Linked DNA regions of Homo sapiens: region 2 is linked to region 1. The links are chromatin contacts, found by Hi-C in ENCODE. All regions are on one chromosome and are shown on one strand. Each heading gives the region's core, a stretch centred on a gene start or an enhancer-like site at or near the end of the contact. The rest is flanking DNA. Distances are from core to core; before and after follow the strand shown.

What was found. Hi-C counts contacts between places; a loop is a spot of excess contacts on that map. Pooled maps may share reads with other maps.
Region 2: a pooled map shows a loop between it and region 1 (4-fold over the local background). The contact joins two enhancer-like sites. A Hi-C loop is called at or near these places in 2 of 37 single-sample maps with no recorded cell type and 3 of 50 pooled maps.

The regions. Positions count from the first base shown.
Region 1 is chr12:111,448,807-111,454,703 of GRCh38, forward strand. SH2B3 (SH2B adaptor protein 3) reads left to right here. Exons shown (of 8, transcript NM_005475.3): 8 at 1-2,817. It overlaps ATXN2 (ataxin 2), which reads right to left. Exons shown (of 25, transcript NM_001372574.1): 24 at 4,871-5,039; 25 at 3,408-4,034. The coding sequence ends at 4,006. Among named protein-coding and RNA genes, the nearest start is that of SH2B3, 46 kb to the left of the region's middle. Within about 2 kb of position 2,090, at least 4 of the 41 ENCODE cell types and tissues checked have a DNase peak (open chromatin) inside an H3K27ac peak, as active enhancers do.
Region 2 is chr12:111,784,938-111,790,715 of GRCh38, forward strand. ALDH2 (aldehyde dehydrogenase 2 family member) reads left to right here. Exons shown (of 13, transcript NM_000690.4): 4 at 330-409; 5 at 4,886-4,997; 6 at 5,497-5,625. Among named protein-coding and RNA genes, the nearest start is that of MIR6761, 12 kb to the right of the region's middle. Within about 2 kb of position 3,359, at least 9 of the 41 ENCODE cell types and tissues checked have a DNase peak (open chromatin) inside an H3K27ac peak, as active enhancers do.

The DNA of each region.
Region 1 (5,897 bases), core at 840-3,339:
CTCTCAGCTTTAGGACAAAAGCTCTGTCAGAGGCACAAGCTGAAGGTCAAAAATGATTTAAAACATTTTACCTCAGACTAATTTCTTTAAAGGATTCAGGTTCAAAACTTAACCACTGCTTATTTCAGTGCACTGTTTCAACTAACACCCATGCTATTTTTGTAGTCAGAAACAGCTATGCAAACCCTACCTAATTTACAGTCTGAGCCAGCATGCTGGCTTGTCTACTGCATCCTCGGGACAGTCACCTGCCACTGAGTGGCCACTGTCCTTCCTAAATGTCAAGAAGTGAAGTATGTCACCCTTTCAGGGAAATTCAGGCAATTACTGAAATAGGAGGGTGGCAAGAACAGTTCTATCCTGGTGCCTTACGAATAAAAAACTGGATTCTGGTTTACAGCAGCTTTACAGTGATAGTTAAATTAACTGGGGCTAGGGGAAGAGCAAGCAAAAAGGGAAGAAGGACTCCTAGGCCCTTTCTAGTAAATCCTTCAGCAACAAGGCTGGCTTGGTGCCCTCCAAGCATCTAATGGCTTATTAAATTATCCCACAAGTGGGTTTTAGGCTCCTTTTTTGAGCCAAAATGGAAGCTGGGAATCTGGTGCCATAACTAATGAGAAACTCCTTTAATAGCCCACAATCAGTGTTCTGTTCTAGCTGGCTACTGCTTCACTGGATTGAGAATCTATCTATCTCCTTGCACACATGGGCACACACAATCTCCACCATCCAGGGAGGTCCTGAAGTCAAATCTCTATCTATACAAGTGATACAATTCATAGGGGGCTGGCTCCTCCCAGAACCTGTCTGGAGGCTCAGAAACGGGGGCAGTGACAGTGGAGTCAGCTGCTCTTGGGTGCCAGCAGAGCCATTCAGTACAACCCCCAGGCTCACAGCAGTGGCTTCTAGGAAACTGGGAGTTTAGATCAGCTTTACAGATACATCGATCAGAGGCTAAAATGAAACCTCAGCCTAAAACTCATAGGACTGACTGCCTGGGAGGAGGGTTAGGTCTGCTTCTTCCACTTATACTTAGTCTCTGTGCTCCAAGAGGTCAAATTTTTGCTTCTAGAATTTCCTTGGGGTCTTTCAGAGGGTGGGGGAACAAACCCCTATGCACTTTTCTTTTTTTTTTTTTTGAGATGGAGTTTCTCTTGTCAACCGGGCTGGAGTGCAGTGGTGCAATCTTGGCTCACTGCAACCTCCACCTTCCTGGTTCAAGCGATTCTGCCTCGACCTCTCAAGTAGCTGGGATTACAAGCACCAGCCACCATGCCTGGCTAATTTTGTATTTTTAGTAGAGACAGGGTTTCACCATGTTGGCCAGGCTGGTCTCGAATGTCTGACCTCAGGTGATCCACCCGCCTTGGCCTCCCAAAGTGCTGGGATTACAGGCGCGAGCCACCGCGCCCAGCCTACACCACTTTTAGTACCAACACTCTTGGGTGATTTCATGGACCCTAAAGCAGACCTGACACTGATCCAGATTTGCAGTCCATTTTTAAGGACACCTGTCTTTATTTCCTCAAAGTCAAGCAGCTTTCTCTGGAAAATGAATGCTAATTAGTGTGAACCAAAAGAGTAAGTAAGAGTCTGAAGTTTTTTTAAAGGAGAAAGCTTATTATGGAAAGTCACTGGTCCTCCCCTCCGCACAGGAAAGGTACCCAGTAGATAATGAACCAAATTAAGTTCCCTCCCTCCAGCCAGAAGTTAAACATCTGGGATATGACGTCTTCATGCCAGGGGCACTCATTTCTTAGCAGCCTCTCTACATACATCTCTCAGGTGGTGCCAAGAGGCACACCAGGTAGAGCAAACTTAGCAGCTCTGACTAACAGGCTGCAAAGTGCAAGTTCAGATTCTGTGGCAGAGATTTGGAAGGCACCCACCTCCAGACTGCTTCCCGTCCAAGTTACCAGGACAGCTCAAAAACATGCTGACAGAAAACTCCCATGGCTCTAGGAAGAAGTGACACTAAGCCAACACCTTTCTTTATGTGGGAGCAGAATCAGCTGATGAAGGGGTGGGCAGCAGTGTGGGGCAGGCACCCCACTGGCTGCAGCTAGCCCACCATAGGCACAGCACATCCCACCACTCTCCTTCCAGTCCTGACCAGGCCCCAGCCGGCAACTTCTACCGAGAGCCATGGCTCAACACCAAACTGGACAGTAGACATCATGATCCCTCCAGTTAGCTCTAATTACAGACCCCACCAGTACAGCTTGACAGCTCCCGGCACCATCCCTTCCTTCATCTGACTTATTGAACTTTTACAAACTAACAGTCACCAGCACCAAAGAATTAAGTCAACTAACCTGCCTTGAATTTTAGACCAGCAATCCATATGGCTTTATCTGGTATAAATCTTCTGCCTTTGATCATTTCTGGACCGTAGGAAAAAGGAATAGCAATCATTAAAATCTTGGGCCAGAGAACACTATTTTTACATAACAGTTTCTTAACCTAAAGTCAAGGCCTTGGACTCTTCCCTGAGGGTTGCCTGAGATTCCTTCATGCTTTCTATTCAGGACTAAGTCCCTTACTGCAAATGTGTTAGCTCTAACATCTCCCACAAGCTAGAGGAACTTGCGAGTATATTAACAAGGACACATCTGACATCCTGTGTTTGGTTAGAATATACAGCACATTGTGATAACATAAAGTGGATTCATCTTGTATCATTATAGGCAGAAGGTATTTGGCAAATTTTTATGTATTGTTTTATGTACTGTACAAGTAACTTATTCTTGAATAATGCAAATTTTGCTATAATGTACAAATTGCTATATGTGAATTAAAAAGTTTTCAGAATCTTGATTTGCTGTCATAATATTTAAAGGCTCTATTAAGACCATGGTGTCTCTACAAAATCCTTGCCCTGCCCAAATACTCGCTCTTCCCTTTGTCCTCCCCGTTGCAATCTGGGAATACTAACAAATGCTTATGAGTCCATCCATGTCAATAAGCAGCTTTGTACATCTTTGTATCTTTTCAGCCTTCATGCCCTCTGGATTTCTTTATTGCAATTTTTTTCTGAGTGTCTCCTGCCCCCTACTGGTAAAGTAGAAAAATGCCCGAATTGGGAACTTCCAGCTAATGACACTCATTTTGGTTCAGGAGATATTAAAAAGGAAGCTTACAGAATCGGTGTCAGCCCGAGGATGTGGAATTTCAGTGCTGCCCAACTCTGGCCAACCTTCCTCCTCCTGAAGCAGATCTCTAATCCACCAAAGAGAATAGCTCAGTCTTGTCTTTTTCTAGAGATACCTTGAACCAGAACTAAGGGTGAAGAAGAAAAATCATTTCACAGCTACCTTCCGGGATATTCAAAATGCACCCTTAGCACACCTGCTTTGATATTAAGTATCCTACAAAGAAGTAGCTTATACAGACACACACTAACTTGATCAGTTTTTAAAACTTTTTTTATTTTTTAAATTTTTTTTAAGTTTTTATTTTATATTATCTACAAAGTAAAAGTTTTTCCCTTAACTTAAAAGTTGAACCACTGTAGACAGTGATCACCTCATCAAACTTGATTTATAAATAATAATCCGTCAGTTTGACGGTAAGAATTTACTGAAACTTTGTCAAGTTTAGTAAAAGGGCGTTCCAAGTCTTGATTTTTTTTTTTTTTTTTTTTTAGCAGTAATAGCAGCAAGAATCACTCTTGTTACTTCTTTTGCTAGCTGATGTGTTCATGACTTTCAAGGGTTATTAAAAAATAAATAACTTCCAGTTTCGGCAAGCAGAGCTGGGGTACCTGCGGGACTCTGAAACAGCATATGGAATTATGGAATAGCCCCCAAGTTCCTAAATGCCTCTACTCGGTCCAAGTATCTTCCACTGCAAGTGAACTGTTAGCATTCCTATTGGATGTTACAAGAAATCAACATATATATTTTAAAAACAAAATAAATGAAATTCTAGTTTTCTGTGCTTCCAGTTGGTAGAAGCAGTAGAAGGGAGGAGGGAATTTGGCCTTTCGGTTCCTCCAGGGCAGCCTTACAACTGCTGTTGGTGGTGGGCTTGTACTGTAAAAAGAAAAGCGAACATTGAAACAGAAAACTGGCAACACCACACATCAGCCTAGTGTCTCTGCAGCACATGATTGTAAACTATCCTCGTGCTAGCTGAACAAAACTCAAAATTGAATTCGCTTTTCCCCCTCCCATCTGCACCAAAGTGGGGAGGGTTGGGTGGGTGGGTAGAAACAAACCAGTCAGACGTAAAACCACTTCAGATAAAACTCCCAGAAGACTTGTTCATGGGGTAGAAAAAAAGGCCTTAACAAACCCCCTCCCCAAATATTAGCCAAGCACCAGTATTGCTTTCAGAATAACAGGTCAGACTGTGAAGTATCGCCATGGCAGCCATCAAGTAGTAGAGCACAATCACAGGGCGCTCTCCCCTGTTCAGGGGCTGGGGCTAACGCTACACTCAAAGCCAGTCCATCCACAGCGCTTTCTCAGCAGTATCTTCTCCAGAGCTACAATCAAACTCTGCCATGGTAATAACCCCCCACATGTCAGACTTTTGGGACTCAGGAAGGAAAACACTGCCCTGTCCAGCCTGTCATAACAAGGAAGGCCAACTGAGTCCTAGGCATGCATCAGGCTGCTGTTGCTGCTGCTGCTGCTTCTCATCAAGCCAAATCCTGTATACCATCAGAACACACACAGACTCGGCTCCCGGAAGCCTCAGGCCCTGATGCTGAACTGATCGTCACAGTCCCTCCTGTGCACACTCCTGGACGGGTCTTGCTAGTTCTCAAATGCGGGGCTTGAAGCACTGGCCCTGCCTGCCATTCCACCTGTGCGAGCAGAATGCTTTGGGGTGCCCCGGCGGCCCCTGCACACACACGCCTCACCTGAAGGGTGCGTCATATAGGGGAAATGCGCTGTTGTCGAGACTGGAATGGGCTGTAGTGCACTTTGAGCGAGGGCGGCCTGGGGACCGCCGGGTGGCTGTGTCGTCATTAGCATCATTGGCGCATGGGCAGTTGGATGAGAAGGAACCATTCCTGACTGTACATGAGCCTGAAACAGAGAGCTCTTTTACGCATACAGGCAACATCTCCGGCTTCAACAACATGTCAACTGTGTTCCTTTCACTGGGCTGGGACTCTCAGGAAAGGGCAACGGTGGGCCTCAGGGCCCAGTTCTGTTCTCTGGGGACAATCTCTAGTAGATTATCTATTGACCTGAAGACGCGCTTCACCTTTGGGCAGATCCTGCAAGGGTCAGGGAGCAGGCAACAAGTGAGCCTGGGTAGAAGTCAGGGCTGTGCTGTCCTAACCCTTGACATTTCTGATCATTGTATTCTATGTATGGGGTAAGATCTTCACAAAGATTAGACACTGGATCCAAGGGCAGCTTTCTCAACTTAATATCATACAAGATTCAATGATGCTTCAGAATCAGGCTGCCATGTGGGGCCTGAGGTAGTTTTGCAGATAACATCCCTTTCAAATAGGAAAACAGATTACATTAATAAGCAGAGACTGTCACAGTCAAGTATGTGAATTACTTGGACCTCTGTTCATTTGCCTCTCTCCCTCTGCTTCTGGTCTGCTCACCAGGCAGTGAAAAGAGACTCTTAGGCCCCCGTGACTCTCTCAGAGATATGCTGATGGAGCAGGAGGAGGAGGAGGAGTTGGAGTTTTTAATGGCTCCAGTGAGATGGAAAGGAGTAACCTGAAGTCATCTGGGCCAGCCCAGCGTCTCTGTACCAAGTTCAACCTGGTCTCACTCACTGTCAAGTTGGAAAGGTGATTTTAGTCAGCCCAAACAGCTGGATTCCAGCTCTGCAGGGGGTTGGCAGGGCCAGGAAGAGCCCTTGTTTCCTTTTTCCCACACTGTGCACTGTTCTAGACTACGATAAGCCTTGGATGAAAT
Region 2 (5,778 bases), core at 2,109-4,608, 340 kb after region 1:
GCACAGTCTCTTTGCTCTGTAAGCTCCACGCTGGTCTCTATCCCAGCACCTGGATATGGTAGAGAGCAGAAGCTAAAAGAGTGTGTTTATGAAATCACTGAGTGAGAAATTGGTGGCTCATCCTGCCTGGCCCCCTTCCTCCTCCTCCCTGCCTTTGGAGAGACCATGGCAATAGTCCAGAGATGCTAGTGACATTTGGGGCACAAAGCGGACTCTCACCCTGGGCTTGCACCAGCCCTTCTCAGTCCCAGCCTTGGCGCCCTCTGTCAGCCCTTTGTTTTCCTCTCATTCCTGCACCCATGTCTCTGCTGACCTTGTTTTCTTCTCAGGCCTTGGAGACCCTGGACAATGGCAAGCCCTATGTCATCTCCTACCTGGTGGATTTGGACATGGTCCTCAAATGTCTCCGGTATGGGCTCAGCTTTCCTGTTCTTTGTTCTGGCAGGGGAAAAGGGGAGGCAACGTTGTTAGGAGGTAAAAATTAAATTACAAAAATTCAAAAGGGGCAGAGCGCGGTATCTCATGCCTATAATCCCAGCACTTTGGGAGGCTGAGCCAGGTGGATTACGTGAGGTCAAGAGTTTGAGACCAGCCTGGTCAACATGATGAAACCCCATCTCTACTAAAAATACAAAAATTAGCTGGGCATGGTGGCGCACACCTGTAATACCAGCTACTCAGGAGGCTAAGGTAGAAGAATCTCTTGATCCCTGGAAGTGGAGGTCACAGTGAGCCAAGATCACGCCACTGCACTCCAGCCTAGGTGACAGAGTGAGACTCTGTCTCAAAAACAAAAACAAAAAATGAATAAATTACAAAAATTCAAAAGGATCACAGGAGTCAGAGAAGGCTACTCTATTTAGACTCCAGCTCATGGGAAAATCCTTCAATATCACAAATTGTGATTAGTCATAAATGCTTTCTTTTGTTCTTGAGTCACTTTTGGTACTTTCTGTGTTATTTGGAACTTGTCCATTTTATCGAGGTTATCTAATTTGTTGGTGTACAATTGTTCACAGTATTCTCTTATAATCCTTTTTATCTCTGTAAGATCTGTAGTGTTGTCTTCATTTTCAGTTTTACTTATTTGGGTCTTCTCTCTGTTTCTTAGCCTAGCTAAAGGTTTGTCCATTTTGTAAATGTTTTCAAAGAACCAAACTTTTGGTTTTGTTGATTTTATTATTTTTCTATTCAAGAAAATATTGTCTTTTGTCTATCTCCGTTTCAGTCTTTATTTCCTTCCTTTTACTAGCTTTGGGTTTGGTTTAATCAAAAATGTTTGATTGATTGATTGATTGATTATTATTATTATTTTTTGAGATGGAGTCTCGCTCTGTTGCCCAGGCTGGAGTGCAGTGGTGCGATCTCAGCTCACTGCAAGCTCCGCCTCCCGGGTTCATGCCATTCTCCTGCCTCAGCCTCCTGAGTAGCTGGGACTACAGGCGCCCGCCACCATGCCCGGCTGATTTTTTGTATTTTTAGTGGAGATGGGGTTTCACCGTGTTAGCCAGGATGGTCTCAATCTCCTGACCTTGTGATCCACCCTCCTTGGCTTCCCAAAGTGCTGAGATTAGAGGCGTGAGCCACCACGCCTGGCGATTGATTGATAATTTTAATTTTTTTTTTTTGAGGCAGGGTCTCACTCTTGCCCAGGCTGGAGTGCAGTGGCACAATCATAGTTCACTGCAGTGTTGACCTTCTGGGCTCAAGCAATCTTCCCACTTCAGCCTCCTAAGTAGCTGGGACCACAGGCGTGCATCACCATGCCTGGATACTTTTTAAATTTTTTGTAGAGACGGGGGTCTTGCTATGTTGCCCAGGCTAGTTTTGGACTCCTGGGCTCAAGTGATCCTCCCACCTCGGCCTCCCAAAGTGCTGGGATTACAGGCATGAGTTACTATGCCCAGCAAACATAAACATTTCAATGACCAAGGAACAAGGGCTTTGTTAAAGCCCATGTGTTGGAGCTGCCAGAAATTCACTGAGGCCAGGCACAGTGGCTCACACCTGTAATCCTAGCACTTTGGGAGGCTGAGGCGGGTGGATCATTTGAGGTCAGAAGTCCAAGAGGAGCCTGGCCAACATGGTGAAACCCCATCTCTACTAAATATACAAAAATTAACCAGGCAGTAGTGGCGCATGCCTGTAATCTCAGCTACTCAGGAGGCTGAGGCACGAGAATCACTTGAACCCAGGAGGTGGAGGTTACAGTGAGCCGAGATCGTGCCATTGCACTCCAGTCTGGGTGACAGACTGAGGCTCCATCTCAACAAAAAAAAAAGGAAAGAAAGAAATTCACTGAGCCCAACTTAAACGATAGAGTCAAGAGGTCTCTAATGCAAAAGGCCATTGAGTCTCACTCACCTCCCTGCTTGCTTCATTCTCCTCAGCTACACTGGCTTTGAGGGCCAGTTTTTACATTGGGACCTGGTAGCCCACACCACCTGTTCTTGTACCTCCATGCCTGATTCCAGCCAGGCTAAGCTGTCATCTTTTAGTTGTAATGCCATATTCCTGAGGGAGGACCCTGAGTGGCTGGCCTTGGTTCTGGCCAGCTGTGGCCAAGGGTGGACAGATCATTTGTGTACATAATGGCTGCCTCCCTATGACATGTAAACAGAGGTGGTGGGGAGGAAGCAGTGCCAGAAGAGTAGAGGTTGGACAAGAAAACAGTTGGGCCGGGCGCAGTGGCTCACTCCCATAATCCCAGCAGTTTGGGAGGCCGAGCTGGGTGGATCACCTGAGGTCAGGAGTTCGAGACCAGCCTGGCCAACATGATGAAACCCCGTCTCTACTAAAAATACAAAACTTAGGCTGTGCGCGGTGGCTCATGCCTGTAATCCCAGCACTTTGGGAGGTCGCGGCGGGGGGATCACGAGGTCAGGAAATCGAGACCATCCTGGCTAACACGGTGAAACCCCATCTCTACTAAAAATATATATATATAAAAAATTAGCTGGGCTTGGTGGCAGGCGCCTATAGTCCCAGCTACTCAGGAGGCTGAGGCAGGAGAATGGTGTGAACCTGGGAGGTGGAGCTTGCAGTGAGCTGAGATCGCGCCACTGCACTCCAGCCTGGGCAACAGAGCGAGACTCTGTCTCAGAAAAAAAAATAAAAAATAAAAAAATTAAAACTTAGATGGGCGTCTTGGCAGGCATGCTACTTGGGAGTCTGAGGCAGGAGAACCGCTTGAACCTGGGAGGCGGAGGTTGCAGTGAGCTGAGATCGCGCCACTGCACTCCAGCCTGGGAGACAAGAGCGAGACTTCGTCTCAAAAAAAAGAAAAAAAAAAAGAAAACAGTCGGTATCCTTCACAACAGGTGCACACAGCCAGGGCAATCACGCCTCCCCGGGGACACTGGGCAATGTCCAGAGACATTTTTGGCAGCCTCGACTGCGAGGGGAAGGGTACTACTGGCATCTAGTGGATAGAGGTCAGAGATGCTGCTCAACATCGTACAATGCCCAGGACAGTCCCACAACAAAGAATTCTCCAGCCCCAGATGTCAGCAGTGCCAAGGCTGAAAAACTCCCTCTGCAAGGACACCCCAGAGAGAGCAGCCTGGTACATCTCAGTTGGGGCCACATGCTTTCCTGAATTTTGGCATTCTGCTTTTGTGCTGATGAAATAACTTCTGGGGCTTGCAAAACACATGTCATGTAGACTGTGTTTGTATAGATCTGGGGGAGGGAAGCTGCAATGCCTGGGCTTGCATAGATTGGCAACCCCCTAGCTAGCTTTCTTCCAGGGTCACAAACCCATGTTCAAACCCAGGTCACTAGCCAGGTGCTAATGGCTCGAGCCTGTAATCCCAGCACTTTGGGAGGCCAAGGCAGGAGGATCACTTGAGCTCAGGAGTTTGAGAGCAGCCTGGGCAATATAGGGAGACCCACATCTCTACAAAAAATTTAAAAACATTAGCCAGGCATGGTGACATGTGCCTGTAGTCTCAGCTACTCAGGAGGCTAAGGTGGGAGGATCACTTGAGCCCAGGAGGTCAAGGCTACAGTGAGTTATGATTGTGCCACTGTACTCCAGCCTGGGCAACTGAGCAAGACCCTGTTTCTTTCTTTCTTTTCTTTTTTTTTTTTTTTTTTGAGACAGAGTCTCGCTCTGTTGCCCAGGCTGGAGTACAGTGGCGTGATCTCGGCTCACTGCAACCTCCGCCTCCCAGGTTTAAGCCATTCTTCTGCCTCAGCCTCCCGAGGTGCTGGGATTACAGGCACCCGCCACCACGCCCAGCTAATTTTTTGTATTTTTAGTAGAGACGGGGTTTCACCACCTTGGCCAGGCTGGTCTCGAACTCCTGACCTCGTGATCTGCTCACCTAGGCCTCCCAAAGTGCTGGGATTACAAGTGTGAGCCACCACACCCAGCAAGACCCTGTTTCTTAAAAAAAACAAAGAAGGTCAGGCATGGTGGCAGGTGCCTGTAATCCCAGCTACTTGGGAGGCTGAGGTAGAGAATCGCTTGAACCTGGGGGGCCGAGGTTGCAGTGAGCCCAGATCACACCACTGCACTCCATCCTGGGAGACAGAGCGAGACGCTGTCTCAAAAAAAAAAAAAGAAAAGAAAAGAAAGAAAAAAAAAAAATCTAATTCCTGGGCATGAGCCCCAGAGAGTGGGATTGAGTAGATTGGAAATGGACTCCTGGGATCTGGTGTTTTTTACAAGAACCCCAGGCGATTCTGAGGCTTGGGGGTTAGCTACCTAGAGTAGATTTTCGTGACCTTTGCAGTCACTTGTCTCTCTCTGAATAAGCCAAAAGCAAAGACAGTTTTCAGAAAGACTCAGCTGGACCAGTTTGAGTCTTCTCTTTCTGCCAGGGTTTGCAGGGGTCCCTGACAATCATTGATTCGAGCTTGAACGTTTCTTTGTTTAAAGGTATTATGCCGGCTGGGCTGATAAGTACCACGGGAAAACCATCCCCATTGACGGAGACTTCTTCAGCTACACACGCCATGAACCTGTGGGGGTGTGCGGGCAGATCATTCCGGTGAGTCCAGCCTCCCTGGAGTTTCTTCAGGGTGCCCTGAGATTTGGCAGTCTGCCAGACTCATTGCAGAGGTTCTGGGGTGGTGTCGGAAGGCAGCCTGGGTGGCAGGTAAGAAGATGGGCTCTGACAAAGCCAATCCGGTTTGAGTCTCAGCACTGCCACTCGTGAATTCTGTAACCTTGGGCAAGTCACTTATCCCCCAAGCCTCAGTTTCCCCATCTGAAAAGTGGAAATGAACATAGTGCCTGTCTTAGGGAGGTAATTAGGGCTTAGCATGGTGTCACGGACATAAAAGCACGGATAAATGTGAGTCTGTCATCGTTGTGCACCGCCTGCCTCATCCATTCATCTTAAAACCACGATGGATGGAGTTAGGGGAGGACACGCAGGGTTCAGAGAACTCGGTGCTGCTTCTGCCCTCTGGGGTTGCCACCTTCTGCTACCCAGTGTAGTTCTCTGAGGAAGCTTGGATTTCGAGGGCTGCTGTTGTTTGTTGCAGTGGAATTTCCCGCTCCTGATGCAAGCATGGAAGCTGGGCCCAGCCTTGGCAACTGGAAACGTGGTTGTGATGAAGGTAGCTGAGCAGACACCCCTCACCGCCCTCTATGTGGCCAACCTGATCAAGGAGGTGCGTGGCTTATCCTGGTCTTAACCTCTAAATGCCCTTGTTGAGGCTTGTTCTAAAGGAGTTCTGAGAAGGGTCTCAGGGGTCCCTAAACAGGGAGGTGTGTTTGTGGAGCCCCCATCACCATGTGAACCAGAGTGGCTCCCTCTTAGCTTT